Linked DNA regions of Homo sapiens: region 2 is linked to region 1. A link is a loop called in an ENCODE intact Hi-C map of the cell type or tissue named here. Cell type or tissue: B cell. All regions are shown on one strand.

Region 1 (2,500 bases):
TGCCTGAAACAAACATTTACCTATCCCAGAATCCCAAGATTTTGCTAAAACATACTAGCCTTTCATTTTAAAAATCTTTATTTCCTTAAAACACAACAAATTTCAGTCTGTGGTTGGAGGCAGAAAGAGCTCAACCTAAAATGAAAGCTCAGCGTTTGAGGCAGCCCTTTTCACAGCTGGCTCTTACCTACATGATATTGTCCAAAATTCCTTGTACAAGATTAGCAGATTTTCTCTGTATTACCAATTTACATATTTTTCTTCCAGCCATCAAAAAGAGTATTTCAGGATTTTAAAATTTCCTTCTGGCATGGTACACAATAAGGAATAGCAACATGGTCCCTGGTCACCGAGGCTCCCATGTGCCTAGGAGAAAATGTTTATGGTACAATTTAGCCTGAAGCAAATCCACCGTCAGCATTTTCATAAACCTCACAGAAAGAAGAAACAAAAGCTGTTAAAATGTGAAAATAATTAGGGAAGAGACTTTCCCAGGGAACGAACATGGCCCACACTATACAGAGGGAAGAATAAACAAACTTTGGAGAGGTTATGGAGCTGTAAAACCCTTGTTTATTTCTGAAAAAAGAAATAAAGTTGGAGAAAAGCCACTAGGTCTGCATAATAATAAATCGCGTTCCAGGGGGCGGGGAAGGAGGAGTGAGACCGTAAATTCAGAGTCAAAAACAAAGCAACATTCCAGCACACGTCCCTGGTGGCGTGTGAACCTGCGCCGTTTGCTTTCTGGAGAGATCTGGCTCCTGCCAGTGTCAGTGTCCTTGCAAAGTCAAAGTACCCTGCCTGGTTGCTCCTTGGGGTGGTCACCCATCAGAAAAGCATTTGGCTTGGGTTAAGATTTCTAAATCAAGTCTTAGGGTTGTTCAACTTTCAAAAAGAAAGAAAAAAAGCAAAACACCCTAGTTCCCTCTTCTCGAGCTGAACTTTCCACAGCAGTTTCAGCGCTGACAGAAACTGCAAGGAGCTCAGTGAGGCGCGGCCAGGGCCGGCCCAGGAAGGCCCTGGAGGAAATTCCCATAGCCCGGTGCCCTTGGAAGGGGAGCTCCCTAGGCCTCTTCCCACCCTAGGCTGTGAGTAAATTTGCCTGTGAAAGGTCACAACGGTCTCTTGGCTAAGGGATTTTTCTCCAGGCAAACACCCCAGGTTTCTGGGAGAGACAGGTACCGTTTCCTGAGAAGTCAACCTCCTAGAAACACCGAGAATAACTGAAAACCCTGTGCCTTATAAAATGAGCACAGGGGTGGGGCACCAAGCTGCAGTTTTCACAAGTGGTGAAGAGCCCAATAACATTCTTTGCTTCAGATCTGTAGACTTTTTTCTGTGTTTTTAAATGGAAATTCAAGTGAAGGAATTTAATTCATTGAATATTGACTGAGTGCCTACTACCTGCGTATGCCAGCTTCAAAAGCACTGTATTATATATTCCGCATAACAATTCTGTGAGATAAATACCATTATCATTTCATATTACAGATGAGGATGAGGAAGCGGAGGATCAGAGCTTACGTGATTGGCTCAGTATCACACAGTACCACACAATAAACGGTGAGAATAGAATGCAAACTACAGCCTCTATCTTCATTTCTCTTAATCACTAAGCTCTGCAGTTTTGAGTAACAGAAGGTTCCTGCCTACAGAAGCTAACTGGTTCAAAAATACAGGAGTCGAAATTTTACTACAGTTAATTAGGTTCCCTGAGAGCTGAGTAACAATAATAACAATAATAGTGCTAAGAAATTACTAATTAATGAGCACTGACTATATATGCTCAAGCTAAGTGCTTTCCCTGTGTTATTTTAACCTCTCCACAAAAGCACCCTTTGAGGAAGCTGGTATTCCCATTTTACAGACGAAGTAACTGAGTCAGAGAGCAGATGACGATCTTCCCGAAGCTCACCCAGCTAGTAGGTGGCAGAACAATCTCAGAGTGTCAGTTAGGTTCTACCAGTGGCTCAAAGACAGGTTCATGTGAAGAGTCCTGGGGTCTTGGTGGTCACTGCAGAATATCACCTATAGGCATAATATTTTCTTTTTTAAACTTGAAATGACTAAATGTATAATTTTGTGCTAAGTCGCATGCCATCTTAACAGGTTTCTGGGATGGGCAAAAGCCAAAGACCTAAATGAAAGTATAAGGTTGAAAAAGTATGAAGGCAAAACATAAAATTAATACATCTCTATCTTTTGACTTCTTTCTCTCCTTGTAAAGTGAGTATAGAGGGTTCCTATTGAATTTCATCAGTGGGTCACATCGGTTCAGCTATTGCGTTCCACGAAAGGAGAGTTAGAACCCACCTCCACCACCCGGCCATGTTTTGTCATTCTTTAATATTAATGTAATAGCAGCTGCCCTTTTTCGAGCATCTACATATGACAGTTAGGTTTTTATCCTATTTTACAGATGAGGAGATTCTGGCTCACAGAGGTGAAGTGATCTGCTCAAGATGAAATAGCCAGCTGGTGAAATTACTGAGACAAGCAC
Region 2 (2,500 bases), 59 kb before region 1:
ACATACATGTGTCTTTTTGGTAAAATGATTTACTCTCTTTTGGATATATTCTATGGGTTTTGACAAATGCATGATGTTGTGTATTGGCCATTACAGTATCATATAGATTACTGTGTTACTGCCCTAAAGATTCCATGGGCTCCACCTGCTCATCTCTCCTGTCTTTTCCTTGAACAAACTACTCATCTGTTTACTGTTGAATACCGTCTTGATTTGTTTACAAAAAAGAAAGAAAGAAAGACTCCATCCATAAGGACAAAGAGTATGTTTCTGATAAAGAAGCTGATACTTGCCCAAGGTCACCAAACTAGTAAGTGTAGAAGCTGAGTTTTCAAGTCATGTCTGCCTAACTCCAAAATCTGGGTTTTTTCTTTCTTTTCTTTTCTTTTCTTTTTTTTTTTTCCCCTCTCTATTATGACCATGCCCTCTCTTACTAGGAGAGGAGACATTTGTACTTTCGTGCTATAGGGAGGGTGTAGATGTCCCTGCAATTGTTCCCTCTAAGGATAGTTTTGGGGCAGGGAGAGGGCATCTGTCTGGTGTTTGGACTACTGAGGCTCCCAAGGGTTCCCAGTGGGCACTTCAGCTGGACCTGTAGGTAAATTTCTAAAATCTCCCACCAGCTGTTCTTTTTTTTTTAATCACCTCACTCAAACCAGTTATTATTTACAAGTGGGAACATAGAAATGCTAATGATCCTGACTGGGCTTGCTAATTACTCCTTAATCAACTGCGAATGGGCCTTCGCTACCAGCCCTGGGCGGCTGAGAAGAGGGCTCCAGCTGGACAGAGTTAAAGGGAAGCAGCTTGCTGAAGTGCCACTGGCCTTGAGAATAGGAAGCCGTGGAGTGTGGTGGGAAGTGTCTTCTTTGCATGTTTTCTGCTCTGCTCTTTTGTCCTGATGCTTTGGCCCCATCATGAGGTATCCCAAGGGAGGCCAAGGCATTCAGAGGATGTATGAAGCCAGACAAAGCCGTAGTGAACAGTTAGCAAGCAGAGGTTAGTCAACAAATGATGATTGGATCTATACAAAATGTTGGATATTGTGTTGAGTGCTTTCTTCCTGACCCTGTGAAGATTCTGGTTTTGGAGAGACGACATGGAGGCAAGTAAACGTGTAGGGAGGAAACTTCGAGGAACACTTATGAGAGAGGAAGTCATGAGTCAGAGGCACCTGCAGGGGGGCAGGAGAGAACAGGAAGAAAACACTTACAGGGCATGTTCTAAAATATTTGTTGAATAAATTATCTAAAATAAAACACTTTCTATGAGAGATACTTTAATAATAATAGCTGCCACAAATTGTTTACCTAATATGTGCCTGGCCTGTGCCAGTCCATCACAATGACCATTTGAAGTAGAGGTTTACTGCACCTATTCTATAGATGCAGAAACTAAGACTTATAAAGGTTAAGGGTCAGACCCACAGTCATACTTCCAGTAAGTAGCTCTGCTGTTTTTCTGATTACAAAGCTTATACTTATTCCATGGCTGGGTCTGCCCTTTTATTTGGTTAGACGTTTAGATGATACAATAAAAATAGATATTTCAAAACTCAAAAGTTAGAGAAGGGAAAATCCTACATTACATCAGTAAAGGTCCAGCCGAGAGAGAAACCATACCAGTTATTTTAACATGGAGAATATAATATAGAGAATTGCTGCCTGGGAACTCAACAACCAAAATGGCAAAAAGAGAATGCTAAGGTATCATGGAGCCAACAATTACAGGAAGCGGCTGCCTCTGGGACTGGGACAACCAAAGAAAGAGGTTGGCATTATTAAAACTTAGAAATATGGGAGAGAAGGCCCTGCAGAGATGAAACTCAGATTCTGAGAAGGGACACTGCCCGGCTGATGATAGTGTTTCTGAGTTTGAAGGACAAGTCTCATTGGTCTGGGACCCAGATCTCTGAGGAGGGGGCTCAGATTGGTTAGTGTCACTGAGGGGGCACAATGAGGCTGTTTCTGTGAGTGTTAGAAAAACTGCAAATTGGATTTAACCATTGCTCCTGAAACAACTGCTGCTGCCATGGTGAAGAGACATTGCTTATGAACATAGGAACGGGAAGTAAACAGAAAGGAGGAAGCAAACAGAAAGGAACAATCGCTTCTTTCTCTCCTCCGGGTGTGCAGCCTCCTGCTGTGGCCCCCATGGGCTGAGCTCAGCAGGTAACTAGCTAGTCAAGCTGAAATGTGGTTTGCAGTGTTCTAGCTGCAGCATCTCGAAGTACACGTTGTGGTTTGTGAAAAGTATCTGAAATTTAGCATCCAAAGACCTGGAGTACTGCAAAAGCTTTTAATTGGTTTTCCTTATTTCAGTCTTAAATCTATAAACCATGCCTACTGCAACCAGAGTGATTGTCTTAATCGTAAATCATTTCTCTTTCTAAACCTACAATGGATTCCTACTGCACTTGCAGCTACTTAAACTCCTTGATCGGTTTGCAAGACCTTGTTTGGTTTCCAATGTCTCCAGCCTTGCCTAAACCACTCTTTCC

The links. A loop is a pair of places that touch in the nucleus more often than their neighbours do. Peaks named below come from ENCODE experiments on the same cell type or tissue, not always from the same donor. Only the 100,000 strongest peaks of a DNase experiment are listed, where the experiment ranks them.
Region 2: a loop joins it to region 1, with 2.8 times the contacts of the local background. A loop is called at or near these places in 5 of 110 quality-filtered maps.

The regions. Positions count from the first base shown.
Region 1 is chr1:59,011,969-59,014,468 of GRCh38, reverse strand. No RefSeq gene overlaps it. Among named protein-coding and RNA genes, the nearest start is that of LINC01358, 7.3 kb to the left of the region's middle. RefSeq lists an enhancer at 826-905. In B cell, no CTCF peak of the experiment used is centred here; a DNase peak (open chromatin) is centred at 1,008; H3K4me3 peaks cover 1,156 bases; H3K27ac peaks cover 1,956 bases.
Region 2 is chr1:59,071,107-59,073,606 of GRCh38, reverse strand. The region is part of intron 2 of LINC01358 (long intergenic non-protein coding RNA 1358); the gene reads right to left. Among named protein-coding and RNA genes, the nearest start is that of LINC01358, 52 kb to the right of the region's middle. In B cell, no CTCF peak of the experiment used is centred here; DNase peaks (open chromatin) are centred at 1,146 and 2,116; H3K27ac peaks cover 554 bases.